2 separate regions of the Mus musculus genome follow, and region 1 is linked to region 2. A link is a loop called in an ENCODE intact Hi-C map of the cell type or tissue named here. Cell type or tissue: gastrocnemius. All regions are shown on one strand. Links, peaks and the distances in the headings refer to the core of each region. The heading gives the core; the rest is flanking DNA. Region 1 overlaps Nagpa (N-acetylglucosamine-1-phosphodiester alpha-N-acetylglucosaminidase). Region 2 overlaps Septin12 (septin 12).

The links. A loop is a pair of places that touch in the nucleus more often than their neighbours do. Peaks named below come from ENCODE experiments on the same cell type or tissue, not always from the same donor. Only the 100,000 strongest peaks of a DNase experiment are listed, where the experiment ranks them.
Region 1: a loop joins it to region 2, with 3 times the contacts of the local background. A loop is called at or near these places in 2 of 42 quality-filtered maps.

The regions. Positions count from the first base shown.
Region 1 is chr16:5,188,265-5,203,590 of GRCm38, reverse strand. Nagpa (N-acetylglucosamine-1-phosphodiester alpha-N-acetylglucosaminidase) reads left to right here. Exons shown (of 10, transcript NM_013796.3): 2 at 1-250; 3 at 2,078-2,217; 4 at 3,540-3,648; 5 at 3,847-3,975; 6 at 4,655-4,860; 7 at 4,968-5,015; 8 at 5,778-5,879; 9 at 5,973-6,036; 10 at 7,533-8,311. The coding sequence ends at 7,743. Among named protein-coding and RNA genes, the nearest start is that of Nagpa, 8.1 kb to the left of the region's middle. In gastrocnemius, for the core only: a CTCF peak has its summit at 8,310 (motif pointing right); DNase peaks (open chromatin) are centred at 4,760, 8,316 and 9,229.
Region 2 is chr16:4,973,182-4,988,507 of GRCm38, reverse strand. Septin12 (septin 12) reads left to right here. Exons shown (of 10, transcript NM_001373945.1): 8 at 1-29; 9 at 710-761; 10 at 850-1,190. The coding sequence ends at 1,054. It also overlaps 4930451G09Rik. Among named protein-coding and RNA genes, the nearest start is that of Anks3, 17 kb to the right of the region's middle. In gastrocnemius, for the core only: a CTCF peak has its summit at 8,326 (motif pointing left); a DNase peak (open chromatin) is centred at 8,365.

The DNA of each region.
Region 1 (15,326 bases), core at 4,524-12,523, 210 kb before region 2:
CCGATCCCCTACGCACTTTCTCGGTGCTGGAGCCCGGAGGAGCCGGGGGCTGCGCGCAGAAGCGCCGCGCTACTGTGGAGGACACAGCCGTCCCGGCCGGTTGCCGCATCGCTCAGAACGGTGGCTTCTTCCGCATGAGCACTGGCGAGTGCTTGGGGAACGTGGTGAGCGACGGGCGGCTGGTGAGCAGCTCAGGGGGACTGCAGAACGCGCAGTTCGGTATCCGACGCGATGGAACCATAGTCACCGGGTGAGGAGGCAGGGAGCCCCGGGGCTGTAGAGGGCAAAGGGTCTCTGATGTTCTTTCAGAGCCATGCCTCCGAGTCCAGGTCCCTAACCAAACTTCCTGTCTTTCTTCTTCCGAGTAATGACGCTGACACCTTCCTTCCTTTAAGTTTATTCATGTGCCACTGAATAATCTGTGATCAGGCCGTGTGTGGGGACTTGGGGAGGCGACCGTGAGCCTGAACACAGTTTGTGCCCTAGTGAACTTTGTGTAGTATTAGAGAAACATTTCGTGTTCAACGAAGCCATGGAACCAATTGGAAATAGTGTAGAGTTTATGGAGCAGTCCCAGACAGCTAGCTGGAGGCCTTTTGCTGTCCTGATAAAAATCCAGGTTAGACAAGGAGCTTGTTGAGGGCAGCCTTTGGAAGTTTCTGTGTTTCTTGAAATTTGACAGCAGCCAGAGTTGACAGCAGGCAGGCAGGAGTAGAAGGTAGCGCCATCTGGTGTTCCAGTTCTCTTCCAAGGTTCCGTTTTTTGCCAAGGCTGGGAAGTGGGCTTTCCCCAACTCTTCTCAGCCCTTGGTTGCAATTTCTGGGCCTGCCCATGTATCTGGTTCTTCATCCTTCAACATCAGCCAGTGTCACCACTGTTGATCTTAGGTTTTCACAGATCCTAAAACTTCTGCCAGTGACCAGCGCCTGCAGTTTCTCTTCCCTGGCTCTGTCCTTCAACCTCTCTACATTCCAGCCATCTCCCTTGCTCCTCTCTTGGACTCCCTTCCAGACTTGTTGTCATGATCACTGTCTCAGTACCCCTATTGCTCCTTTACAATGGTCCACTGACCTGCTCACCTCCTACTTTTTTTTTTTAAATGTGTGTGCATCTGTGTGTGCCTGAGGGGAGACCAGAGTTTGATTTCAAATGTCTTCTATTCTCTTTTCCTCCATCTTATTTTCTAACACAAAATCTGAATCTAGAGATCACTGGTTCAGTTAACCTGGCTGGCCGGCAAACCCCAGGGCCCTCCTGCTTCCCTCTGTCCACCCCACCCCAGCACTAAGGCTACAGTGTGTGCTGTTCCAGCCAGCTTTCTCATGGGTGCTGAGGATCTGAACGCAGGTTCACATGTGTGGTGGGAAGGCTTTTACCCAATGCTCTGTCTTTCCAGCCCATCCTCCCTTGTTAACTGCCAAACAGCTGCCTATCCTGTCCATGTGTAGCTCACTGCTACTTCTTTTATTATGAGGTCAGCACATGTTACTAAAGATGGCAAGAGAAGAAGGTTCTTTCATTGTGTCATAGCTATAGCTCAGGAGGAATTTTATTTCCTGTGTAGGCACACAGGAGAGCATCTTCCAGCTCACACTCCAACTGAACTAACTGAACACCTGCCTATATATCCAAAGAAGGGGTGTCAGTGCCAATCACAGCACACCTCCAGTGCAAATGAAGGTTTGTGTTTGCACCAATCACAGCCTTGCCTCTTTAGCATGCATCACAACAAAGTCCTCCTAGACTATCAGGGGATATGCTCTCTTGGCCAAGGTAGGAATAGTTGCAGTGTCATCTGGCACAAACCATTTCAAACGGCCTGGCTGAGGTTATGCCTTCGGGAACCTGAAGTCTTTGTGTGGTTGTCTCCAAGTGTCTGTGGAGCTCCAGGCGGCTGGTGCTGACAGACGCTTTGTCTAGTTGGCTGTTTGACTTTTGCTTAAGCAGCCAGGGCAGTAGAGTCTAACAGATGCTAATTTCAGGATCAGGAAGACTGTAGAAAAATGAGCATCAAGAAGCCCCTGGTACCCAAAGCTGCTCTTGCCAATGAGTGAACCTCCTGCCTCCCCGCTTCCAGGTACCTGTCTGAGGAGGAGGTTCTGGATCCCGTGAATCCGTTCGTGCAGCTGCTGAGCGGAGTCGTGTGGCTCATCCGCAATGGAAACATCTACATCAACGAGAGCCAAGCCATCGAGTGTGACGAGACACAGGAGACAGGTCAGGAAGCACAGGTGTTCTGTTTTATTTGTATTAGGTTTTGATTTGTTTATTTTGTGCATGCAGCGGGTGCATGCATGCTCCTTTCCTTTCGCCATGTGAGTCCTGAGTATTGAACTCAGACTGTTAAGTGTGATGGGAGGCACTTTACCCACTGAGCCACTTTCCCAGCCCTCAGCATCAGCTTTCTTCAGACCCAGGAACAGTGTGAGTGGGTTATTCTTTAGTGTTCCCAAACATTTACTGAGCAGCTATTTACTGTTTAGCACTATGGTGAGAGTCCTAGGGATTCAGTCTTATGTAGAATATAGAAGGAGAATCCTTGGCAATAAGCTGGAAAATTGTGACAAGTGCCAAGAAAGAAACAGGAGAAAGGGGACCGGTGGGGACCAGAAGCACAGGTATGAGGAAAGTGCTGCAGATTTGCTGTATGGTGGCCTCCACATGGCCTAGGAGTTTGTCATAAATGCAGAGCCATGAGTCCACCCTCCCTATACCTCCCATCCAGAAACCACTGGTTAAATCCTAACAACTTGGGTGTGCAGGCACTCCCTTGGTGACTCTGATGGACACTCAAGGTCAAGGGCCACTTGGGGATGGGCTGATGAGTTGGCTTGGTCAGTAAAGTATTTGCCTTGAAAGTGTGAGGACCTGAGTTGGAGCCCCAGAAAGAAACATTAAAAGCCAAGTGCTGGGATGCACACTTGCATTCCCAGGGATGGAGCTGGAAGGCAGGGATAGGCAGATCCACGGCCACACGGTGATATTCTAAGCTAACAAGAGACCTGTCTCACACAGAAAGTGGGTGGCACCTGAGGACCAACACCCAGGGTTATCCTCTGACGTACCTCCAGAGTGGAAAATACTGGGGTGGTGGAAAAGGACACTTTGGTCCTGGGAATCTGGCTATTCAGGGTATAGTGTAGAGGGAGAGGGAGACTCAAGAGGCTGTCTTTGAGTCAAAGGAACAAGCTATCAGAAGAACTCAGGGCAGAGGCCTGTGGTTCCCAGGCTCAGGGCAGCCTTCAAGGCCCTAGGCAGAGAGTAGCTGCTGGGTGAACAAGTACAGAAGTGAGGCCTGGGGCCTCAGGCAAGGCCTGTGAAATCCTTCCACCAACATAGAAGTTTCTGGAGACTGAGATCACATGAAGTGCTTCTGGCTGTGGCATGGAAGCTCACTGGAGGTGGAGCTGGGATGTGGCTCAGTGATCCAGTGCTTGCCACACGTGCACGAGGGAAGGAGCCATCAAAAGAGAGAAAGTCGGGAGACCTGAGGGGTCCCCTGGAGAGCTGGGTAACCACCCCGGGCCCTTCTCCTTTAGGTTCTTTTAGCAAATTTGTGAATGTGATGTCAGCCAGGACAGCCGTGGGTCATGACCGTGAGGGGCAGCTTATCCTCTTCCATGCTGATGGACAGACGGAACAGCGTGGGTGAGTCCCAGGAACCCTCGGGGCTGTTTGCACTCAGCCACCCCTACCTTCCAGTCGTTTCTGGGGTATTGGTGGGACAAGACAGCTTTCCGGCCATTTTGGAAGTTTCATCTGGAGGCAATAGCATTTACCTACTAGTGAAAGAAGACAGTTAAGCCAGAGACCACAGGGGCTCAGCTGCATACCCCCTCTGCACAGCCTTAACCTATGGGAGATGGCAGAGTTCCTGCGTCAACAAGATGTCGTCAATGCCATCAACCTGGATGGAGGCGGTTCTGCTACTTTTGTGCTCAATGGGACCCTGGCCAGTTACCCTTCAGATCACTGGTAAGAACCCCTGAGCCACCTTTGTGGCTCTCTCAGACTGTCTCACTCAGTCAATACTGAGACCCTGTTGTGTGCCAGGCCCTGGGTATCCAAAAGTGAGCAGAAGAGCCGAGATCTCTTCCCTCAGGGTGCTGCACAGCCCATCCCTGGAAACCTGAGACAGGTCAGGAAAGGCCTCCCTGAGGACAGTGAAGTAAGACCTGAGGAGATGGCTGGCCGGGGTTGAGAGAGCCTTTACCGGAAGACAAACTGTACGCAATGGGGAAATCCGCTAAGTGGCCCAGGGAGAGGCTGGAGCTATAGCTCAGGAGGAAAAGTACTTGCCTCGCAAGCGAAGGACCTGAGTTTAAACTCCAAAACCCATATAAAAAGCCAGATACGAGCAAGTGGCACATGCTTGCAGTCCCAGCCTTGTTGAGGAAGAGTCAGGTGAATCCTGACCCTCTGGCCAGCCAGCCTAGCCTACTTTTTGGCAAGGTCCAGGCCAGCGAGAAAGATAAATAAAATAAAGTTTTAAATGACATGTATCTAAGGTTGTCCTGACTCCATATGCGCACGCACGCATGCACGCACGCACAACTGGCAGAATGGAAAGGGAGGCAAACTGGACAGCCTTTATAGGCTGCGGCAGGGACCAGCACCAAGGCCTAGACCTCGTCTCACAGTGAATCCCCCACAGCCAGGACAACATGTGGCGCTGTCCCCGCCAAGTGTCCACTGTGGTGTGTGTGCATGAACCGCGCTGCCAGCCACCCGACTGCAGTGGCCATGGGACCTGTGTGGATGGCCACTGTGAATGCACCAGCCACTTCTGGCGGGGCGAGGCCTGCAGCGAGCTGGACTGTGGCCCCTCCAACTGCAGCCAGCATGGGCTGTGCACAGAGAGTGAGTGGGGAGCCCACAGGAGGGTGGTGCTCTGGCGGGACCCCAGCTCGCCCATGCTAGACTCCCGCCTGTGTCCTTACCCAGCCTCTGTGGTCTTGCTTTGGTAGCTGGCTGCCACTGTGATGCTGGGTGGACAGGATCCAACTGCAGTGAAGGTGAGAGCTGCCTGCAAACACTCCTGGAGAGGGTGGCCTGGCTGCACGCAGCTGGTATGACGCCTTCGTCCCTCCTTCTGGCTTGGAACTTACCTTCAGAGCCTTTTCTCATTTCGCATGTGGATAACCCGATGTTCTACCTACTGAAAGAGTCCCAGCAAGTAGGAGGCCAGATTTTCAGTATTGTCCACTCAACTCTAAGGACCAATAGCAAAAAACAAAGTGTGGCCGGCCACGCCCCTGAGGGAGATCCACCAAAGTCCTTAACTCCTGGAAAGCAGCTCCTGGTGATCCTAGGCATGGGTAGGGTGGTTTCAGCATCAGCTCAGTGGAGTTCCCATTCATAATTTCTTCATCCTTTTAAGGTCATAAGTTCTAGAGCCCACCTTAAATCTAGGCAGTATTCTTGGTGTTTATCTGAGACAAAGTCTTATACAGCCCACGCAGTTCTCTAACTTAGTATGTAACCGAGAATGGCCTCAAGCAACCTGCTTCCTCCTTTCAAGCGCTGGGATTATAGGCATAGCACCAACTTATAGGGTGCTAGAAGTCAAACCCAGGGCCCTATGTATATGCAGCAAGCACTCTAGAAACTGGAACACAGCCCTGTTTGCAGCCCGGTTACCTTGGAGGGTTGGGTCCCAGGGATCTGAGGGCATCTCCTTCAGCATGGCCATGTGCACACCCAGGAGCCAGGCTGTCTGTGACAGGAGACCATGCCACCCAAGGTGAGACCTCCCTGCCACCATCTCCTCTCCACAGAGTGTCCTCTGGGCTGGTATGGGCCAGGTTGCCAGAGGCCCTGCCAGTGTGAGCACCAGTGTTCCTGTGACCCGCAGACTGGCAACTGCAGCATCTCCCAAGGTATGCGGCCTTAAAGGTTCTTGAGCTGGGAGCCCTTGGGGCAGGTCTGGGGTAGGTGGACTCTCCCCAGCCCTTCTTTCTGGTGTCTTGCAGTGAGGCAGTGTCTCCAGCCAACTGAGGCTACGCCGAGGGCAGGAGAGCTGGCCTCTTTCACCAGGTAAGTGTTTTAGCAGGCACTGAGCCCCTATGTCTCATCCGTGAGGCACTAGCCAGGCCAGGAGGTCACAGGTTACCCTCTACTTTGCAAGCTCAGGGACAGTCACAGGTAAAACTGGCATCCAGGAAAGACCCTGAGCTACCCAGTGGAACTCAAAGGTAGCAGGCTATGGGTGTCATGCCTCTGGCTGCAGAGACTCCACTTAGATGCTGGAGCAGGGCCATAGAGACAGGAAGGACTCACCTTATTTCTGAACTCTTCCGTGTGTTCAGGCTTTGTGTTGTTGTTGCTTCCTTTCTGCTGTTTCCTGGGTTTCCAGCTCCATCCCCACAGGGCTCATGGAAAGAATTGTGAAGCAGGGGGTGTGGCTCAATTGGCAGATTGATTGCCTGGCATGCAGAAAGCCCTAGGTTCAATCCCCAGCATTTCATATCATAACCCAGGCATGGTGGCATCATGTGCCTGTAAGTCCAGCACTTGGGAGGTAGAAGCAGAAAAGCCACGAGTTTAAGAATGTTAGGGAGTCTTAGGCCAACCTGGGATACCTAAGACAAGAGATAGATGTAGGGAGATAGATTGACAGACAGACAGACAGACAGACAGACAGACAGATCTTGAGCTGGACCTTCTGGCACAAGCCTGTCATCCTAGCTATTCCAGGAAGCTGAAGCAGGAAGATAGCAAATTCAAGGCCAGCTTAAGCCACAGATTGAGTTCAAGATCAACCTGAGCAACTTTATGAAATCCTATTATAACATAAAAAGTAGGGGTGGGAGGTTAGGCTGTAGCTCAGTGGTAGAGTGATTGCCTAGCACGCACAAGGACCCAGGTTCAATTCCCAGTACTGCAAAAAATATATTAGGAACCACCTAAAAGCAGTAACATTCACATTAGATGTGTGTGTGTGTGTGTGTGTGTGTGTGTGTGTGTGTGTGTGTGTGTGTGTGTGTGTGTTTTGTTGGGTATTTATTTCATTTACATTTCCAATGCTATCCCAAAAGTCCCCCACATCCTCCCCCACCCACCACCTTGTTTTTTTTTTTTTTTTTTTTTTTTTTTTTGACCTGAAACTCACAGGTTAGGTTAGACAAGCTGACTGGTGAGCTCCAACTTCCAACGTACCATCATGCCTGGCTTTTGTTTTGGTGTCTCTGTGTAACCCTGGATGTCCTGGAGCTCTCTCTGTAGACCAGCCTGGCCTTAAACTCACAGAAACCCACCTGTTTCTGCCTCCCATGTGCTGGGATTAAAGGCGTGTGCCACCTCACCCAGCCCTGCTGGACTTAAATTGGGTCTTCATTTTATAAGACAAGCATGAGCTAATTCCCCAGTTCCTAAAAATGTTTTTAAACATCCTTAAAACATCAGAGACTGTCTGTGGTATTCCCTCCATGTGTCTTCAGTATACCTACTCCCCTCCCTGCCTACTGGGTTCAACATGCCCAGTTTGGGTTCTGGCTGCCTGCCCCCACTCAAGACTCTCTTTTCCATCCCAGGACCACCTGGCTAGCCCTCACCCTGACACTAATTTTCCTGCTGCTGATCAGCACTGGGGTCAACGTGTCCTTGTTCCTGGGCTCCAGGGCCGAGAGGAACCGGCACCTCGACGGGGACTATGTGTATCACCCACTGCAGGAGGTGAACGGGGAAGCGCTGACTGCAGAGAAGGAGCACATGGAGGAAACTAGCAACCCCTTCAAGGACTGAAGAGCTGCCCCAACGGCATGCTCCAGATAATCTTGTCCCTGCTCCTCACTTCCACAGGGGACATTGTGAGGCCACTGGCATGGATGCTATGCACCCCACCCTTTGCTGGCCATATTCCTCCTGTCCCCATGCTGTGGCTCATGCCAACCTAGCAATAAGGAGCTCTGGAGAGCCTGCACCTGCCTCCCGCTCGCCTATATCTGCTGCCCAGAGGCCTGTCTCGCACAGGGGTCTCGCCACTGCCAAAGACTCCCAGGAAGCCACTAGCAAATGGAACTCTGTAACCCCATCATGACAAGAGTGGCCACTCTCCGCCTGCACAGGGATGAAATAGAAAGCCTTACACACACACACACACACACCCTCGGCTCAGCCACGGCACTCGCCTTTTATACAGCCTCATCGCTGGACAGCCAACTAGAACTCTGCATCCTGTCACAGGAAGCACCTCATAAGAAGGGATGGGGAGGGAAGGAAGTCGCCTTGTTTACAGACCTATTTTTGTTGTCTTGTTCCCTAAAGGAGTTTTCTAACACTTGAATAAATTGGGATACTAAAACAAGCCACCAGGGGGCGTGTGAGGTCTGAGTCCTGAGCTGCTGCCTCTCATGGGGACGTTGGACAGTTCCCCAGTGCCTCTGTTAACCCAATGCTGCACAAGTTTGGCCAGGCACAAGGCCACCCAGGGACCATGCTTTCTTTGATAAGTTGCTTGGGTCATGTTTTATCACTGCAATAGAGAAGTAACCACAGTCATGTGCTGTGTTCCTGCAAGCTCCAGTCGGTGCTGTTGCTGCAGGCTAGGCTACACTTGGAAGGCAGGGATTTCATTGGTCCTAACCATTTTCCATTGGTGGTTGTCCTAGTTACTTTTCTATTGCTGTGATAAGCAACATATCAAAGGAAGCAATTTAATTTGATTTAGGGTTTCAGAGTGTCAGAATCCATGATGGTGGAGCAAGGGACCAGATGAGAGAGAGAGAACCTCAAGACTTACCTCAAGTGATACACCTCCCTTCTGACCCTACCCAAACGGTTCCATCAGGTGGGGATGTAGATGAGCCTGTGGAAGCCATTCTCACCGGAACCACCACATTCCAATCCCTGCCCCCATAGGCGTACTGCCATATCACAGTGCAAAATGCTCTTAGTCCAACTTTCCCCTTACTCTTTCCCAGTCTCAATACTGTTTTAAAGTCTTTTTGGAGACCCAAGGCACTCTGTTATTGTAACTTCCTGTAAAATAAAAAGGCAAATGACATAGGCCCAACATACAATGGCATGATATATATGTTGCCATTCCAAAAGTGAGGAATGGGGGCATTGCCAGGAACTGCTGAGCCAAAGCAAGATGGAGAGCCGACAGGGCGGACTTCAAACCCTGTAGCTCAGGGTCTGTTGTCAAGGGCTCTTCAGATCTACTCCCTCCAGCTCTGCTGCTGTGACATACTTCTCTTTCTTGGCCTGGGTCCCTGTGTGCAGCTCTCCTTGGCAATACCCCATGGCTCTGGCACCTCTAACATCTTGGAGTCTCCAGTGCAATCCAGACTTCGCTTTCACAGTTTCATGCAATGGCCTCTCAGAGCCTTCCCTGCAGGGACTCCCTTCCAAATATCTGGCCTCAGTGACTGTCCTTAACCAAGGAGGACATGTCCTAAACCCCTTTACTTGTAGATTCTTCGTGACTCTAAAGTCAGAACCATGCAGATGACACTGCCAGGTTTCATTACCCACGGGATGGAGCCTGGTCCCCTTAGGCTCATTTGCAGACACTTTCCTTTGTTGTTGCTTTTTAGCAGAAAATTCCAGGGCCCTTCCCTTTTCACAAGTTGGAGGCAAATGACTAGTTATGGGCGGGTGTTACTCTGAGAGCGCCCTTTCTGCTTTGTGGTTCCCACCACACCGCTCCTTACCTCCTTCAGATCAAGCCTTGGCTCCAATACTAAGTTCCCTGGTGCTCTTTTTCACCTCAAACTCCACATTTTGTATTTGTTTGTTTCACTCACTTGCTTGTTTCCATTCTAGACCTACATGAGAGTGATTGACAATAACCACATAGAAGGGTCACTATTGAGCTGTATTGAAGTCACCAAAAGCCAGGTGGTGGCAGCACATGCCTTTAATTTCAGCACTTGGAGGCAGGGGCAATGAATCTCTGAGTTTGAGGCCAGCCTGGTCTACAGAGGGAGTTCCAGGACAGCCAGGGCTAAACCCTGTCTCAGAGACAGGTTTTACTCTATCTGCCTTTGCTCTGGAAAGTGACCTCACTACCAACCCCCATCCAGCTTGCCTTGAGTCCTCAGACAAAAGACACACACACACACACACACACACACACACACACACACACACACACACACACACACACACACAGAGTTCCTGTTCAACTTGTGGTAGAGCACAATTGCTGGGTGTTACTATCTCCCACCTGGAAAAGTGTGCCCTTAATATTTTTATCGCCACTCCTCCCACCTGCCCTAAACCTCCACCTACCCCCTGCCAAACATCCTTGACCACCGGCCTGTAGTTGTGGCCACAGGCCCCAGCTCCTCTTGAGACCTCACATGGCTGCTGGCTTCTTCTCCCTCCAAAGCATGACAAATACTCCACCTCTCCTTCCTTGCATCTGTCTTTTCCTCCTGGGACCCAGAAGTTCCAGCTCTACCTTCTGCCCAGCAATTGGCCCATGGCTTTCTTTACTGACAGATCAAGAACCAGTTGGGGAACAGGACCTTAGCATCAGAACCACCCCCTACAATCTCCTTCACCAAAGAAATCATTCCATTATTTTTCAATTCATTCCCAGGGAAATTCTTAGGACAAGGGCAAAAGACAGCCACATTCTTAGCCAAGTTTACATGTACGGTCTCTAGCCCTCTTGCTAATATCACTCTCTTCTGAAACCTCTTGAACTAGGCTTTCATAGTCCACATTGCTGTTAGCATTGCTGTCCTCTAAGCTCCAACTAGGATGGCCCAATAAATCCCTTTTATAGCATTCAACTATTTTCCTAGTCCAAAGTTCCAGAGTTTTCAACATTTCTCCAAAAATGATGGCCAGACCTATCACAGAAATGGCCCACTTCCTGGTACTTACTTTATTCTTAGTTAATTTTCTATTGCTGTAATAAAACATCATGACCCCAGCAACTTATAAAGAGAAAGTATTTAATTTGCCTTATGGTTTTAGAGAGAGTCCATGATGTCAGAGTAAAGAAGGAACAGTTGAAAGATCACATCTTGATTCACAACCACCAAGCAGAAAGACAGAGACAGAGAGACAGAGACAGAGAGAGAAAGACAGGGAGAGAGAGAAAAAAGACAGAGACAGACAGACAGACAGAGAGAGAGAGAGAGAGAGAGAGAGAGAATGAGAATGAATACTGGGAATTGCACTAGTTTCTTGAAACTTGAAAGATCATCCCAGTGACACACCTCCTCTAAGGCCACACCTCCTAAACCTTCCGAAGCATTTCCATCAGCCGGGAACCTGGTATTAAAATACATGAGCCAGTGAGGGCCATTTCTTATTGGTGGTGGTGGTTTGGTTTGGTTTGGTTTGGTCAAGACAGGATCTCATGAAGCCTGGGCTGGCCTCATTCTTGCTACACAGCCAAGGATGACCTTGAACTCCTAATCCTTCTAGTTTGTCTCCAGAGTCCCAGAAGTGCAGTCATGACACCACAGTCATTTTACATAGTGCTAAGGATCGAGCCCAGTGTTTTGTGCATGCTAGTCAAGTGTTCTGTCAACTGAGCCACGCCCACATCCATACAATTCAAGTCAGGTGTCCACATGTAAAGTCAGCATTCCAAATTCTTGGTTTCTCTTTCAAAGAGCTCACACAGATACCCTTGCTGTCACTCAGGCAATGACTCGCTGTGACGGAGTAGTGACATTCTTCCCTGCCCTTTGGTCTGGATACCTTTCCTACCTCCCAGCACAGCAGCAGCAGCTTCCCAAGTCTGTATCCTGCCCCACCTGGGGTGCGACAAAGCTCATCACTTCTGGCCCATGAAGGGGCTTCAGAAAGGGTCCAGCAGGTTCCCTGTGAGCATGTGATACTGTGCACTTAGCGTCTATGAGAGGAGCGGGACTTTCCAAACATGTTTGTTATTTTCACTGTGTGACTTCCTGGGAAGATGTGAACAGATATCTATCTATGCAGGCAGGCCAACACTGGCAGACACAAGGAATGAGTCCAGCCAGGCCTAGCTCGGTGAACAGTGAGTTTATTGGAGTTACTCACATAGTATGGGTGGCTCAAAGGCAGCTGCATCACAGAGTGGCTCACCCCAGGACAGGTGACCAGTCATGAACACTCAGTATTAAAGTTCCTGCTTGACCTGCAGACAGCTCAGTTGACCAGTCTCCTCTCCCCATGCTAGTTACTTTACTGCTTATATGATGCTAGGGAAGGGACCTTGTGAATCTTGTCACCTGCATTTACTTCCTGAGTCTGATACACTCCTTCCTCCTTTGGGAGCAGATGTTTCAATTTGGAGAAAGTTGTCATACAATACCTTTACTATGTAATACTCCACTCCAAAAAAAAAAAAAAAAAAACCCTACCAGCCTAAACAATTACTGTTTATCTTTAAAATTACCATTTCAAATGATTCTAACATCATGCAGACTTTGTCAATGTCTGGGCTAGGGTCAGTTATTTTAGACAAATTTTAGCCAATTGCTGGGTGGAAGGAAGAGACTGGATTTCTGGGTCGGCAGGCAAGCAAGCAGACACAGGAGAGGAGAAAGCAAGTTTTCTTTTTCATTTTCTTTTCTTTTTTATTTTCTTCTCTTCTCTTCTCTTCAATTTCCTTTTCTTTTCTTTTTTTTTTAACAGGATATTTTACTTATTTATATTCCCATCCCTTTCCCTGTTTCCCCTCCACAAACCCCCTCTGCAAACCCCCTATCCCATCCTCCCCTCCCCCTGCTTCTTTGAGGGAGCTCCCCTACCCACCCACTTCTACCTCCCTACCCTTGCATTCCCCTACACTGGGGCATTGAGCCTTCACAGAACCAAGAGCCTCTCCTCCCACTGATGCCAGAAAAAGCCATCCTCTGCTATATGCGTCTGGAGCCATGGGTCACTCCATGTGTACTCTTTGGTTGGTGGTTTAGTTCCGGGGAGCTCTGGGGGGAGGGGGTCTGGTTAGATGATATTGTTGTTCTTCCTATGGGGTTACAAACCCCTTCAGTTCCTTCAGTCCTTTCCCTAACTCCTCCATTGGGGTCCCCGTGCTCAGACCAATGGTGGTAGCCACCAGAAAGTACCAGATGCCAGGAAAGCAAGAGGCTCCCAGGACCCAAAGGGGATGAGATTGGCTGAAATACCCAACAAAGGGGAGGGAGAGCCTGTAAAGACCATGTCCAGAGGTTAGGCACGGCCCCAGTGGGGCTACTCATTCACCTCCAGAGTTTTAACCCAGAATTGCTCCTGTCTAAAGGAGATAGGGGGCAAAGAGTGGAACAGAGACTAAGGAAAGGCCATGCAGAGACGGCCCCACCTGGGAATTCATCCCACATGCTGACACCAAACCCAGACACTGTTGCGGATGCCAAGAAGTGCTTGCTGACAGGAGCCTGATACAGCTGTCTCCTGAGCCTGACAAATACAGATGTGGATACTTGCAGCCAACCATTGGTCTGAGAGAGAGTTTTTGACATGCTTTGGAGGTAGAAAAGCCAACCAGCCATGTGAGATCTCAGAAAGAGTGGCCATAGGCTGCTTCTCCAGGTGGGAGGTTGGGGTGTTGAGCTGGGACTGAAGGAGGCTGTGCAACTGAAATTGAGGGCAGATTTGGGGTGCTGAGCTGGGAGTTCTCGGAAGGGCACGCTAGCCGAGGTAGATTAGAGGCGCCTAGCAGTTAAGCCAATAAGGCAAGTTGAAATTGAACAACTGTGTGTGTCTGTCTGTGTTTTTCGTCCTCGGATCTAATATTCTCTGGGCAAGGGCTGGTAGCACAGTCCGTTCCCTTAAGTGGGGTAGCAACAGCTACATACAACACTGTGTGCTGGCAGCTAAGCTTGCTACCACTACCACAGGCCAGTGCAAGTGGCAGGACTGATTACTGGCTAGGTAATGCAGACCCAGAGGAACGCAGGAGGCCGTGAAAAGGGTCTGTCATGGCACACTCTGCAGCCATGGTTAATAACTTGGACAAACTAAGCCATGTGAACCTCCCTGTGGCCCTGCAGAATACTTTTGGCACAGAAATTGCAGTATAGCCGGGTTGGCCTGGAACTTTCTTCTTGGTGAACCACTGTGCCTGGATTTTTGTTTGTTTGTTGTTTATATAGAGTCCTGAATGTAGCCCAGGCTGGCTTCAAGCTCACCACCCTCTTACCTCAGCCTCCTAAGTGCTAAGATTACGGGTGTGCACCACCATGCCTGGATCAGCACTATTTCTCTTCGTCACAGTCCTGTGTGTAACTGGCCCACCCCAGCAGAGCCTAGGCAAGTGGTTTGTGTAGGAGGTGGCCCCAGAAAATGCTGGTAGAGACAAAAGGGAAGGCATCCTGTCACACTGGCACTGCCCAAGGCCAATTCCCATATCTAAAACGATGCTACGGAAATTAAGCCCAGTGTGTCCAGGGCTTATATAGATTCTCAGAGGAGTTCATATCTTGGGAAAAATCTGAAATCCAGAAAATAGCTCTAGGATTTCACACTGTGTTTCCTGGGAAACAGCTTGGTAGGTCCAGCGTGTTCTAGAACACCTGGAGAGTTGTCAGCCCAGCACCTGTCTCCCTGGCAACCCACCCTCACCTCCTGGCAGCTGTAGTTCCTGCCACCAAAACCCTACCCAAACTCCCACAGTGGCTGCTTCTGCCAAGACAGTCCCCTGATGTCCCAGAGGTAGCACTCCAAGAAGCAGCTCAGGGCCCCCAGGGGACTGGAGTTTTGCCTCAGGGGAGGGTCAAGAACTGAGAAAGATGTCAGCAGGGCCAGGCACTCTGCCCTGAACCCAGCCCATGTCCTCTTGGGATTTGTCTTCATCTGGTATGAAGAGAGATTCATGGATGAACAGCAGTGAGTGAGTGAGTGAGTGAGTGAGTGAGTGAGTGAGTGAGTGAGGAATTAATGGGTGAATGAATGAATGAGTGAAGAATGAATGAATGAAAGAGTGAGTGATTGAGTAAAGAATGAATGGGTGAATGAATGAATGAATGAATGAGTGAAGAATGAATGAAGAATGAATGAAAGAGTGAGTGAGTGAGTGAGTGAAGAATGAATGGGTGAATGAATGAATGAATGAAGAATGAATGAAAGAGTGAGTGAGTGAAGAATGAATGGGTGAATGAATAAATGAGTGAGTGAGTGAAGAATGAATGGGTGAATGAATGAGCGAAGAATGAATGAATGAATGAGTGAGTGAAAGTGTGAGTGAGTGAATGAATGAATGAATGAATGAATGAATGAATGAATAACTGGGTGAGTTAATGCATTACTGGCAGCAGCTGAGTAGGGAAATCCAGGCCAGCTTGGGCTGCAATGGGAGACCCTGTTTCAAACAAAGGCTGAGGGCTGAGTTCTAGATAAGTAACCTTCAGGTCACTCAGAGGAACCAATCATCC
Region 2 (15,326 bases), core at 3,660-11,659:
CCGGAAGACCAAATGGGGCATCATCGAAGGTAAGTTTGGGAACATTGCAGGCATGCAATGGGTAGGGGGTTGGAAATCAGGGCATACCCTACATGCATGGCATCCTATGCATGCCTCCCCTGGCGTCTGCCCAACCTGGATGGCAACCATGACTTGCAAAACTTAATGTAGCCCCACTATGTGCCTGGAAATAGGATTTCCTTCTACCTCAGCTTCTCCAGTGCTGAGTTTACAGGCCTGGACCACAGCAGCCAGATCCCTGATTTATTATTACCATTATTAAAAATATATGTAACCAAGCATGGCTAGAACATCCATAATCCTAGCATAGGAGAGGTGGAGGCAGGAGAATCAGAAGTCCAAGGTCATCCGCAGCTACTGATCAAGTTTAAGGCCAACATAGGCTGCATGAAACCCAGGCTCAAAAAAAAGAAAAAAAAATGAGTTTTGTCTTTGGTGTCATGGTCATAGTATTATCTATAATGAAGGATAGGTTCACTAGTTTAGCAACTAGTTGTAGGAACCAAGCCCCAAGAATACACAAATGAATGAGTCAATGAATAAATGAATGAGTGAATGAATGAACCAAGAAGGAGGAAGTGAGAAAAGACAGGAGAGCCACGGCAATAGCCGGTCCCAGAAGGTACCATAACATGCAGCAGCTGTGTACTCTCAGAGTACAGAGCTGTGCTAGGCCCATGTCTTGCAGTGGAAAACATGGCGCACTGTGAGTTTCTTCTCCTGAGAGATCTGCTCATCCGGTGAGGTGTGGGGTCCCCTGCGATCGGGTGGCTGCAAAGGGGGCCTGGGACCACTGTGGCCCAGGCTGACTTACCTCCCCTGGTTCAGCTCCCATCTCCAGGACCTGAAGGACATCACCCACAATGTACACTACGAGAACTACCGGGTACTCAGACTCAATGAGAGCCACGTGCTGCCCCGGGGGCCAGGCTGGGTGAACCTGGCTCCAGTCTCCCCTGGACAGCTGATGGCCCCTGGACCGGGAAAGGTCCGAAAGCGAGCAAACAAGGATACCAAGGACGAAGAGTGCTGAGGGGCCGTGGCCCAAACCTGCTAGGCTCCTTCCCTCCTCAGCAGCCAGCGCCCAACACACCCTAGAGCATCTATGTGAACCTGGACTTGCTTTGTACAAAAAGCTGTGCTTTGACAACTAAAGGGTTTGTAAACGAGTCCTCTGAGCCAGTCTGATACAAGAATATGGTCCTTGGGGCTGAGGGTTTGGATCAGTTGGTAGAATGCTTTGGCTGACGTGCCCAAAGCCCCGAGTTTGATCTCTATCACCACAGGACGTTAGGTATAGAGCACACATCTGTAATCTAAGCACTCAGGAGGAAAGAACAGGAGGGTAAGAAAGTCAAGTTTTTTCCCCAACTGCATAGCCAAGCTGAGGCCATCCTGGGCCGTAGTACAGAGTTTACTCTACTGTGTGTGTGTGTGTGTATTCTTGGGCTGAGGAAGTAGTTCAATAGAACAGTACTTTTCTTAGAATATAGTAAATATATAAACATTTTTATATATTTATCTATTGCTACTAAGAAGATAAGATATATGTCCTCCCACATATATTTTAAATATATATTTAAATTTTATATGTTTAATTTTTAATTAAAATTAAATTTTATTAATTACATTCAATTAAAATATTTAAGTATATATTTAAAGCTCTATATGTATAATTATGTATCTTTTTTTTTTTTAATGACAGTTTCTCTGTGCAGCTCTGACTACCCTGGAACTTCCTTTGTAGACCAGGATGGCCTGAAACTCACAGAGATCCATCTGTTTCTGCCTCCTGAGTGCTAGGACTAAAGGCATGTGCCACCATGCCCAGCATTTAATATATTTGAATAACTGGTCCTCCTGCCAGTCTCCCTGCTGCTGAGATTTCAGGCCCATGTCACTACACCTGCTTCTCTTTGAACAGTAAGAGACCAGAGATCCAAGGTAGAATGACAGTCGCCCCTACATACTGCACCTCCTTCCCTCCCCCAACTCCTCAGACTGGATCCTGGCTACCAGGCAGGCTCTGTCTGCTGTCGAGCTCTCACTCCTGGCCCAGGGTAAGCCATGAAAACTTGTTGCTGCCCTGCCCTGCCCAAGCATCATTGTTGGACTGACTTTTGTCCCCCCTGGATCTGAGCCACCAGTGTGATGCACCACTGTGGTTGGTGGGAAGCCCCCAAGAGACAGAAAGGACACTCCTTGGCCTCAGTCTCAAACCTGCACAATAGCGAGGGCAGTGTCAACCTCATGACATTTGTTCAGACAAAGTGTGTCCTAGAACGTGCCTGCCACAGTCTGTAGAAGTAGACTGAGAACAAAAGTCACACAGCCAGATGGAGTGTGGGGGCTGAGGGCCTGTGGCTGAGCCTACACTCGCACAGAACTCTCTGGAACTCTAAGAAACGGATGGGCTGGGATGGGGAGGGGGTTCAGTAGGTCAGGTATTTGTTGAACAAGCACGAGGATTTGAGTGGATCCCCAGAAGCCATGTAAAAACATCTGCCACTCCAGTCTTGGGACAGTGGTCAGGGACAGCGAGATCAATCCACGGAGCTCCCTGGCAGCCACTCTAGTCCAATCAGTGAGCTCCAGGTTCACTGAGGCCCTGTCTTAAACAACAAGGTGGAGAGTGACTGAGGACGACACCTGACATGTACATCTGACCTACACACACACACACACACACACACACACACACACACACACGCACGCGCGCGCACACATGCACAGCAAACATGCACAAAATAGATGCATGTCAGACCTCTGCCTGCAGCTTGTGGCAGAGCACTTGTCTAACATGCACAAAGCCACGAGTTTGATCTGTAGCACTGAATGCAAGGAGTCAGAGACAGAGAAACCTGCTGAGGTACACGGATCCCACATGGTAGGGCTACTCCCAAGAACCTGAGATGACACGCCACATCTGCAGGGAGTCATGGGGGTGGGAGATACACAGTGGCCATAGTTTGCAGTATTATCCCAGCTACAAAAGCCACACTTCCCAAGAGCACTTGTTACTCTTGTAGAGGACCAGGCTTGCTTCCCAGTACCCATTTACCGGCTAACAAATGCGTGTAACTCCAGTTCCAGAGGATCTGATGCCCTCTTCTGGCCTTTCAGGGCCCCGTACATATGTGCAAATACATACATGCAGGAAAAACATCCATGTACATAAAATAAAAGTGAATCTTTTAAAAAGTAATACCTTCCACAAAGCCCTCGGTGCTGATATGTGCTAACTTAACACAAGTCCAAGTCATCTGAGGGAACATTAATTTAGAAAGTGTCTCCATAAGACTAGATGGCGGCAGGCAGGTTTGTAGGACTCTGTAGACCAGGCTGACCTCAAATTCAAAGATATCCACTTGCCTCTGCCTCCAGAGTGCTGGGATTAAAGGCGTGCGCTATAACGCACAGCTATATAAACTACCTTTCTATTGCTGCCCTTGGCCGACTCCAGGCTTAGGGAACTCCTATCCCGAGGGCTCGAGTGGACCACACCACCTGTAACCACCATCTCACAGGTGGAATATTGCTACACAGAGGTTGAGACATTGACTAGGAAAACAATAGTTCTGAAGCTGCAGATGGGCTTCAGGCAACTTGGCAAAGCCAAGCATTTCAAAAGCACTTTCCCGTTGGCTCGGTGATTGCGTTTCTAGGAATGGGTATTACACAGAACACTGCTGGTCACAGTGTCAGCCCCACTCCATCCGTCTTGGTGGTAGTAGCGGGCAGGCTGGCCTGCACTCTTGTACGAAGGTTACCACCATACCCGTCGGGCACCTCCTGGATGTCAGTACTAACTTTTTTTTTTTTTAAGATTTATTTTTATTTATTTATTTATTATATGTAAGTACACTGTAGCTGTCTTCAGACACTCCAGAAGAGGGCATCAGATTTTGTTACGGATGGTTGTGAGCCACCATGTGGTTGCTGGGATTTGAACTCAGGACCTTCGGAAGAGCAGTCGGCACTCTTAACCACTGAGCCATCTCACCAGCTCCCAAGTACTAACTTTTGACAACTGAAAATTAACCAAGACATTGCCGCATGTTCTCTAGAGCGAGACACGTGTGAAGAGTATCCTTCAAGATTATCCAGTATAATAAATGGTGGGAAACAGCCCATCTGTCCAAGGACAGGCTATGTCATGTGGATTAGTAACCCTTGGGTTCTGTGACAAATTAGAACAAACTGAAGGTTTGTCAGCAAAAATAACACATTAGTCTTTAGGCCAAAACAAAGACATAGAAGAAGGGGGCATTTGGCCTGCAGCTTTTATTTGTGCTGTTTTTGGGTTTTGAGACAGTCTCACAATGTAACCCAGGGTGGCTTTGAAATTGCAGAAAACCTCTCAACATGAGTGGCATGTGACAACTCAGCTCAGCCAGTGTGCAGCTTTTTGATTTTTGTTTTGTTTTTAAGATTTTCGAGACAGGGTCACTCTGTGTAGCCTGGGCTGTCCTGGAACTCTCTCTCTAGTCCGGGCTGGCCTCAAACTCTCAATGATCAGCCTGCCTCCCCCTCCCAAGTGCTAGGAGGCCTGTGCCACCACCGCTGGCAGTGTGCAATTTAACATACAGGTCAATAAATGATTGTGAGTGAACGTTCTCATTCATCAATATGGATACTGAGGCTCAGAACACACAAATTCACGTAGGGACACAGCAGCTAGGAGAATGAATCTTTCTCAGAAAAAGTTCGGAAGAAGCGCCACCCAATCCAAGGAGCTCTGAGAGCTTACTCCTGAAGGCAGAGGTGTGCGCACAGTAGTCTGGGAAATGTAGTCCGGTCGCTGGGTCAGCCAGGGCCCACCACTTCAGCGTAGGGAGCCCCAAGCAGGACACAAGACTTTGACAGCTAGGGAGGGTCTCGGCTAAAAACTACTGAAGACAGAAGTTCCCTGAACAGACCTTCTGTTCCTTGAGGTCAAGTCCCGGGAATCCTGTCTATTGTGTGCACCTTGCCGGTGACCCTCAAAGGCAGGGTGAAGGACATAGGACCAGGGCTTAGGAGGTTCTGGGAACAAAGTGGTCTAGTAAACGTTTAGGTTCACTGGATTTCTTGCATGCCTTCCCTACTTCGGTGCCTAAAACTCGGAGTTGTAGCTGTTCTTCACCTGTACAGATAACCACAGTTTTACTAAATTAGGTGAATGGGTTTTCTTTTGAAATAGGTCTCATGTAGTAGTGCAGGATTTTAATACAGCACTCAGGAAGCAGGGACAGGTGGATCTTTGAGTTCAATGACAGCCTGCTTTACACATCGAGTTCCAGGAATGTCAAGGCTACGTAGTGGGACCCTGTTTCAAACAAAAATGTTTTTGAACAGATTTAAGTCCAGGGGTTAATAGAAAGGCATTCAGGGAGACCGCATACCCAAGTCTCAGTATGAGACTCTCAAGGCAGAGTCGTATTTAAGTCTTAACAGGAGCTATGTACAGTTCTAGTAGCTTTTGAAATTACGCTGTCCAAAATTATTCTAAGGAACTTTCTTATGAAATCATAGCGTGGTTCTTGAGCTGCACAGGCCTTGGCTAGGATTACAGTCTAATCAGGAAAAATCATGAGTCACAAAGTTGCACAAGGAAAATAAGACATGGTTTTTTATTGTAAGTAAGGTGGATAAATAAATAAAGTTGCATGTTTACGGCTGTTCTGTATGCTTAGGCCTCCAGCATGTTCATTTGAATCATATATATGGAGGGAAGAGCTCTGGAGGTGATCATCAGAGCATTGTTTTTTTAGTTGAGCTGGGTCCTTGCCTCGGTCTCTGGGCTTCCATCCCCAGCTCAGGAAGAGGAAGCAGAAACAGGCCGAACAGGATCTGTGAAGGGACTCTCAGGGTTGGAGGTCACTGAGGACTCATGGCAACTGACCTGAGAGACTACTGTTCCTGGACAGATGATGGCTAATCAGCATATATCTCCCACTTTTGCTTTGCTGCTGACAAGTTCTTTTACCCAGGCTGATCAGTCATCCTCCTGCCTCATCCCCAGGAACAGCTGAAAGGCGTGGGCCATCGCTCCAAGCTTATTCTGAAGTTTTATTTTGAAAAAAAAAAATCCTCTTTGGAAAGGAGACCCTCAAGGGGGCATTTTCAACTTCTCGAGAATGGCTACCTACCTGTTGGGAACAGGAACAATCCACTTGCCCTATGTATACCGTTCTCAGGCACACACAGTCTCCTCAACAACCGCCTCAGTAGCCTCTGCACAATGATCCCTAGCAAGAGTCCTTTCGGAAGCCAAACACTTATTTCTTAGTTAAGATTTGTCCATTCTACGGAAGCCTTGAGAGAGTTAAAGCTTCCCTTCTGGAAGTAGAGCTAAAATTATTTAGGGGCCCTTTAATATTGTCTCTTCCCGACATTATCTTTTCCCTTCCCCGTGTTGCTGTGTACTTATTTCCAGTGCCATCCTTGACAGAATTTATTTTTAAAGATTTATTTATTTATTATATGTAAGTACACTGTAGCTGTCTTCAGACACTCCAGAAGAGGGTGTCAGATCTCATTATGGGTGGTTGTGAGCCACCATGTGGTTGCTGGGAATTGAACTCAGGACCTTCGGAAGAGTAGTCAGTGCTCTTAACCGCTGAGCCATCTCTCCAGCCCACCTTTGACAGAATTTTATATGCTCCTTTGTATATGTGATACAAGTGTACCAATGTGTACTTCCCACAAGACTTAGTAATGGATGTCCAAAATAACAGGGACTCACTACAGAAGTGGGGCTGGAGATGCAGCTTTGTACAATGTCTGCCTGGCAGACACAAAGCTCTGGGTTCGATACCCAGCACCCTACAAACAGGGTATGATAGAGCTTGTTAGCACTTGTGAGATCAAGATCAGAAGTTCAAGGCTATCCTTGACAACATAGCAAGTTTGAGGTCTGCATGACTTACACAGACTACTTTTGGGGGTGGGGGTGGGGTCAACATGTATGCTGTTAATCCCATTCCTCATGAGGCAGAGGCAGGGGGACCTTTGTGAGTTCTAGATTGGCCTGTTCTACATATTGAGCTGTTTAGCCAGGGTTACATAGAAAGACCCTGTCTCAAAACGAATAAGTATATAGCAAACTTTCACGGTTTCTTCCATCACAAATGTTCTAGCCAACTCAGGAATGGATGAAATGGAGATTAGGTAAGTGACTTAGGAACTGAACTACAAGGCATTCTGTGGATCAGCCTAGAAAACAAAGGCTACATTACCCACAATGCAGGGCACAGTAGTGCCCACTAGGTCTCATGCGGTGGTGTGTTGTAGGCAATGTGGTTCTTTTCATGGTCTGAGCTGGCTGTCAGGCCTAGGACTGAGGTTCCTGGATAGGCATTTTCTTGCTGTTGGATGAGTTGGCTGCTGAAGGTAGTACCATGCCATCTTTCCCACACCTGATAGGCTGCACAAGGAAGATCGGACCTATGCCAGCCACTGTGCTTCACCCATTCTGCAGCATAGCCCTAAGTGTACAGAGCAGGACCTGCTGAGACCAGAGCCTGACCACAATGCATGATGCTCTCCACAACTCAAACTTCTCCAGAAGCTACCAGGCCCAACACTTCTGATGCTGCCAGTCAGTACAGCAACCCTGCTCGGAATATCTTTGGACCGCCTCTTTGTGTCCTGTGGTCACCATGAGGACATTGCAGAAGGACCTTCACTGTACCCATGGCACAGAGCTAGAAGGGAGCATATGTCTCCTGCACTATAGGCTCCATAGTCTGGTGGCCTCTCTAACAGAAACCTCCAACAGTTCAGTCAAGATGTTGGTAAGGGGTGGCTGCCTCCACAGGACCTGGTGGAGAATCCACTCCCCCCCCCCCCGCCCCATTTCCAGCTGCAGGTGGCTGTTAATGTCCCTTGAGTTGAGGCCCATGACACCTTCCTTTTATAACTCCTCCTTCCCTGTGTGGCCCTAGCTGTCCTGGAACTCAGTTTGTTGACCAGGCTGGCCTTTAACTCAAGAGATTTGTCTGCCTCTGCCTTCCAAGTGCTGCAATTAAAGTTGTGCAGCACCTAGGGCTGGAGAGATGGTTCAGTGGTTAAGAGCACTGACTATTCTTCCAGAGGTCCTGAGTTCAATTCCCAGCAACCACATGGTGGCTCGCAGCCATCTGTAATGGGATCCAATGCCCTCTTCTGGTGTGTCTGAAGACAGTGATGGTGTATTCACAAACATAAAATAAAAATATTTTAAAAATCAGGCTGTAGGCAAACCTTAAAAAAAAAAAGGTGTGTAGCACCATGCCCAGTGTTAAGGCTGTGCATGGATTTGAGGGCCTCTGCAGTGCCCTCTGGTGGCACTTATACTATGAGGCTTGTGTAGCTGTCCCGAGCCTGCTGCACAGCCAGCACCCTCTCCTTTCAGCCACTCTAAAAGGGCAATGTGGGGCTTGTTCAGGAGTCAGTGGAGAATTGGGGGAGTTTGAGGTTCCCTTTGCAGACTCAGAGCTGCTCTGTAGAGCTCATGCCCCTGAGGAAGCTGGGGGTTGAGCAACTGTTCCTGAGGTGGGGAACCCAGGCTGCCTTATCCTCTCCTTCAAGCCTCACTGACCTGTAAGGTGAACTGCTGTGGTCAGCCCACACCCATGCTTGGGGGAAGTGGCTGAGTACTGAAGTAGACACCTTGTTAGTAGTTAATGAAATCATGAGAGTTTTTGAAGCTGTGGAGTTCTGGGATGTTCGATCCAGGTAGTATGTCTGTTACACATGACTAAATACGTGTTTAAAAAACATGTTATGTGTATGTATGTGCAGGAGGTGTGCGCCACCATGTCTATTTGGAGGCTGGCTTGTTGGTTGTCTCCATGGACTCACAGGTCTCAGGCAGCAGACACAGGTTCCCAGAATTAGCAGCTAGTGCCTTCCCTGCTGAGCCCTCTCCCTGGCCCAGGGTGTCATTCTGACATGTGTTCTGCTTCTGCTCTGCTCTTTCACCGCCACGCATGACCCAGGCTTATTGTTTATTCTTTAATAGCCATTGTCATGACCCTTTGTATGGTGTGATTCTTCTCTCTAGGACCAGCCTCGAGGCCTTTTGGGGTGCACATGGAAACAGCAGAGACCCAGACCCCCTCTGCCCATGCAGCCCAGGTCTAGGTTCATGTCCCTGCTGGTGGCATAGGGAGCGGACTAATAGGCATTTGCCATTTCTTGGGTTCTCATGCGGAGCCTGTCTTCCCTCCGTGTTCACTGGGCCTCTGCTTCTTTCTGTTTGGAATCCTGTCTCTACCTCATGGTCTTGTTCCTAATGAGGAAACCTGAGAGTTTTGGGTACCAGGTGTGTATCGTGATGGCACTGCACCCGGTCCTATGAAGTGACCCTCAGTTTTATAACCCCCAAGACCCCACCTTTAGAATCGTTTGTACTTGCTTTCTTGGCCTCTTTGATCTCCTGTATGATCTTCTGAGGCAATGATGGACATTGCCCAAGTGGAGATCTGGCTTTGGACTGATCTGCTTGCCCACTACCACCCTGCAGCTTTCCTGAAAGCCAGTGATTCCTAGGCGCAGCTGAAACTGCAGTAGAGTTTATTTTCTGTCACTGTGAGTCATTCTCAGCAAGCTTTCTGACATTATGAGCTGGGAAAGTGTGGCTTGGGAACAGTGGATGCCTTTGCTCTTGACAGTTAAGTGGATGAAGTGAAGGCTGCTGGGCAGAGGGAGGAGTCATGCTGCCCTGGAGTTCAAGCATGGGACCTCAGCACGTGGGCAGGGCAGGCTGGAGTCCGTGTACAGGGAGGCTACCTGTGGTCTTGGCAGAGGCCCAACTTGCATGTGGCTTCTAAAGGACATGTCTTGGGATTGGAACTATGGTAGCATCCCCTGTGGGTTTGTGGACAGGATTATGTGGGCTTAATGCTGCCTACCAGTGACCTGCCATAGGACCTGATCTTTGTGTGGCTCAAAGCCTGACACAGATTCTTGCTTATCTTTAGCAGCCGGGCAGCTGGCAGTAGCACCACCCCTCCATCCAAATGCTAAAACATGTTAGATACCAAGCACCCTCCCACACCACCCACACCCTGCCTCCATAGTGGTTTCTCTGCTCTTTCATGGAGCAGCCTGGAGCAGACTTGAGAGATGAGGTGGCAGGAAACCAAAGGGGCTCAGACAGCAGGTACAAAATAGTCCTAAAGATGGAGTCTGCGGGGTGTTGGTGGTGGGGCCAGGCTTGCAAAGTAACAGGTGGAGGAAGCTCAGGTGTCCCGTGAGGACCAGGACTTGGCCGATCACACAGCTGTTACTGGGTACCCAGGAAGGGAGACTGGGTACCACTGCATTTCACACAGTGTTAGAACTCCCAGGAAGTATGGTATTCCATTCAGACCAGCAAAGATTGGTGCCGCCTTTGATTTGGAGTGGCCTGAAACCTATGTGTGCTTTTGTGTCTCGGTTAAAAAGAGAGAGAAAGCAAATTTCTGGTTTTGCTCCCTTTCCATCAGATCTGTATGTATGTACTCGGGTACATGAAATGCCAGGAATCCAGGAACCTGGTGAAATTTTCTATAGGAAACTATAAATGTGTTTAAATATGGGATCGGGAGAGGCCCCGGATGCAGTTGTCAACACCACAACAAAGGTTTAACTATGCTTGAGCTGGCTGCGTGGGGTCTAGACTGAGGGTCCCAGCCCCTGAGGTCCAGGCTGTTAGAAACAGGATACTGGAGAGACCGCCAGGGCTGCGTGGTAGAAAGTCTGCCACCCAATCTGCTTCTCAGGTCTTTTACCTGAGTTGCCTATAGCTGCCCCAACCCAGGGAGCAGCTGTGTCCCAAGAGGGTCCCCTAGATCTAGGGCATTCTGCTTCTCGGCCCAGGGTTTTATGTGCTTCTTTCTACGAGTTTGTGATCCGGCTGTATCTTCTGAGGCCTGAGTCTTTTGGCTTCCAGGACTGTCACTGGCAGAGCGCTGGGGTGGAACAGCCCCCTTCCGAAACGCCCTCAGCTGCTGAAGAAGCTGACTCTTCCCAGTACAGTACCTGTGACAGAAAATAAGCAGCCTAAGTCCTGTCACCTGATGTCCAGAGCTCCCAACACTGAAACAGGAATGTCTTAGCAGCTTCAGTTTCCAAAGCAAGGGCAGTGTCTGAGCACCGCTGCAGTCTGTCTGGGAAGGATGTGAGATGACATGCCTTGTGGCTTCTCCTCTTGGTAACGGGTATTGCCCTGGATAGTTTTATGACAACTTGTTACACGCTAGAGTCATCCAAAAGAGGGGAACCTTAACTAAGAAAAAGTCTCAGTAAAATCCAGCTGTAAGGCGTTTCCTTAGTGACTGACGGGGAGGGCCCAGCCCATGGGAAGCACACGGTCAGCAGCACCTCTATGGCCTCTGCATCAGCTCCTGTTTGAGTTCCTGCCCTCACTGCTTTTTGATTTTGTTTTTGAAGACAAGGTTCTCTCTGTAGACCAGGCTGGCCTGTAATTCACAGGACCTGCCTGCTTCTGTTTTCCGGGGATGTTCACAGTTTACATCTGAGGTCTGTACATCATCTACAGCCTGGGCACTAACAGTCCCAGTGCTGTGGCAGCTTGGACCCGTATTTCTCATTCACCATGGTCTGGGCCCACAGGTATGTCCCTGATTGGATGCTGCTCTTTAACTAACTAGAACTTTTCACTTTTGGCTAACCTCTGGCCCTACACTTCTGCTGGGACCAGCGGCAGAGGCAATCAAACTGGGAAGCTGTTTTCAGAAGATGGAGCAAGCTGCCAGGGTGGGGAGCTGGGTAGAGCAAGCCTGGCCATACAGGCTTCCCCTATGACACGCTATAAAACACAATGATAGCCGCTCGCACCACACTAGATGCTAGCTTACATGTGTAGGGGCCCAGTGTACAGTAAGGGAGAGATTCTAAGTTACCTTTGTTCCCAGGAAGATGTCGCCTGTGCTGAGCCTGCTGACTCCACTTCCTCCTCCTCACTGTCAGAGGAGCTATGCTCAGAGCTGGGAAGAAAAAAAAAAAAAAAAGGATTTGTAGGATGCTCTCCAGCTTCCTTGCCAGGCCTGCCTCTCACCTAGGGACCTCCCTGGGAATTCAAGAGGGGTGATAGCCAGTCAAAGCTAAGGAGGCACTGGGCTTCCTGCCATGCACTGACAGGAAGGTACAACGTGCTCAACCCAGATGAGCTCTGCCTTCTGTTCCCCTTTCCCACCTGCAGGCACAGTTCCTAGCACTGTTTGTACCTCTCCTGAGACTGGTGTTCTGGTGGTTCTGATGGTTCTGTCTGCCGCAGGTCCATGAAGATGGTGGGGGGTTCTGTCTTCAGCCTCCTACTCTCTGCTGGTTTCTGGATTTGCTCAGTTTGAAAGCCAGGCTCTGCTGAAGCATTTCTGCAATGGGAGGGCAGGGCGGCCCTTCTATGTGATTCCCTGCCACCTGATGGCTGGTCGCATCACAGTGCTCATAGCGGCTACTGACCATGTCTCTGTTGGGTGCTGGTGGGCACCTGCAACCCATGTGTGCTCACAGCCACCATCAGGACAGGCCAGTACTACCCTATAGAATTAGGCAAGTCTGACATGCTACACATCAGCTAGGCTGGTAGACAGGCCTGTCATCCCAAGTGCCTGGGAAAATGAGGCAGGAGGATGGAAAGCTTAAGGCCCGGGCAACTTAGCAAGACTTTATACATATATTTTGTTTGTTTGTTTTTCAAGACATAGTTTCTCTGTGTAGCCCTGGCTTCTCTGGAACTTGCTCTGAAGACCAGGCTAGCCTTTAACTCATAGACATCCACCTGCATCTGCCTCCCAAGCGCTGGGATTAAAGGTGTGCACCATTACCATCCAGTTTATACATGTTTATACAGTTTAAAGTGTATGTGAGTATTTGCTTGCATATATCTCTATACAGTATTTATATGCCTGGTACTCATGGAGGCCAGGTAGGGCACCAGGTTCACAGAACTGCAGTTGCAAGCAGTGTGAGTCACTATGTGAGTGCTGAAAATCAAGCCTGTGTCCCCTAGAAGAACAATCAGTGCCCCAACTACTGGGCCATCTCTTTGGCCTTCTAGAAAGACTATAAAAAGTAAAAAGAGGCTAGAGAGCTGGGCGTGGTGGCGCACACCTTTAGTCCCAGCACTTGGGAGGCAGAGGCAGGTGGATTTCTGAGTTCACGGCCAGCCTGGTCTACAGAGTGAGTTCCAGGACAGCCAGGGCTACACAGAGAAACCCTGTCTCAAAAAACCAAAAAAAAAAAAAAAAAAAAAAAAAAAAAAAAAAAGAGGCTAAAGAGATAGCTTAGCTGCAGTTAAGAGCATTGACTGCTCTTCCAGACTTCTGGAGGTCCTAAGTTCAATTCCCAACAACCACATGGTGGCTCACAAACATCTGTAATGGGATTTGATGCCCTCTTCTGGTGTGTCTGAAGACAGCTACAGTGCACTCATATACAATGAATAAATTAATCTAAAAAAAAAAAGTAAAAAGTAAAAAGAAGGCTGGGGTTTGTGGGGTGGTGCACACCTTTAGTCCCAGCAGTTAGGAGGTGAGGCAGGGGGATCTCTGTGAGTTCAAGGCTAGCCTGGTCTGCAGAACAAGTTCTAGAACAGCCAAAGAAACCCTGTCTTGAAAAACAAAAACAAACAAAAAACCCAACAACAAAAGAGTGGAAAGAAGGCTCGTGAGGCTTGCGGCACAGTGGTAGAGCCAAGCAGGTGTGAGGCTGAGCTCACTCCTCTAGCATAAACCTCCATCTGCTCTGTTCAGTTGGGGGCCACTTAGCACAGGTGGCTGTTTATGCAGTCAAGCTAGTCATGCCCAGTAGATCCATATAATTAAAGTCTGCAGCCCAGTAGCCGCATTTCTGGTGCTTAGTAATCACATGGAGCTGGTGGATTTCATACTGGAAAGCACAGGCCTCGCCATGTCTGCTCCTTCTGCTTGCCAGGCAGAACTTCCGACTACTTCACAGAAAAGGCTCCCAGACTCCTAACAGCAGTGGAAGAAGTGTGTGGGAAAGGCAGGCCTTGGGGGACCCATTTCCACCTCTGCCACCCCCAGCATCACTCTGTCTTTCCATGTCTAGGACAGGTTGCTGCCCACATCCCTTCTATCCTCCTATGCCATCCTGTTCCCACTGGTCACGCAGATAGTGAAGACAAAGTACCTTTAGCATTAGGAACAAGACACAGCTTTGCCATTGATGGATTGAGAAAGGCACGGCAATCTGAACCTCTGCTTTACCATGAAGAAAACAGAAAATGCAGCATTTGCCTAAATAGGCCCAACTAGCATGGCCCAGAGGCAGGTCGGCTCTAAGGAAATGGCTGTGGCTGCTGGGAAGTCTCACCTAATTCCGGCGACCTGTTCTTGTGTGTCTTGGAGCTTGTCAGCAGATACTTTCCAGGTAGGGTTGCAGACTCTGGACTGAGTGGCACACAGGAGGGCCAGCTGTTCCAGGAGCATGTCCTGGGAGGGTCCAGAGCTGTGTCCTGGGGATTGCCAGGAGAGGGGCTGCTGAGCTCAGGTCTGCCTCTCTGAGGCTGAGCTTCAGGCTCCAATGTGCCCACCCCAGCTTGTCCTGAGGCTTCCAGCTCCACTTGGCAAACAGCTTTCAAAATGTAGCAAGCAGGCTTATCATATAGATTGACTGATTGTGTGTGTGTGTGTGTGTGTGTGTGTGTGTGTGTGTGTACACTTGGGAATGAACCCAGCACCTGTGCATTGATACCAAGCACTCTGTCTCTAGGCTACTCCCTCTCAGACATCTATCTATCTATCTATCTATCCTTTCTTTTTCTTTTCTTCTTCTTCTTTTTTTTTTTTTTTGAAACAGGGTTTCTCTGTGTAGCCCTGGGACTTGCTCTGTAGCTCAGGCTGCCCTCAAACTCACAGAGAAAAGCCTGGCTCTGTGCACCACCTGAGTGCACCACCACTACCCTGCTCATACTACATCTTTCTGTGAATACAGTTTGTTAGTGAGCTGAGGGCACTCTATGAGGAGCTTGATTTAGCTAGACCCCTACTGAATATGGGCTGTTTCCAAGTTTTCAAAGATTTAAAGTACATAGCCGTGAGTATCCTTGGGTATGTGTTTACAAGAAATTTTCCAAATGAAATAGCTTGGTTGGTAGAAGTAGCAATCTCACCACTTAGAAGGTAGAAGCAAGAAGATCAGGAGTTCATAGCCAGTTTCAGGTGTAGAGTAAGTTTGAGTTGCCGGGCGTGGTGGCGCACACCTTTAATCCCAGCACTCAGGAGGCAGAGGTAGGCGGATTTCTGAGTTCGAGGCCAGCTTGGTCTACAAAGTGAGTTCCAGGACAGCCAGGGATATACAAGAGAAACCCT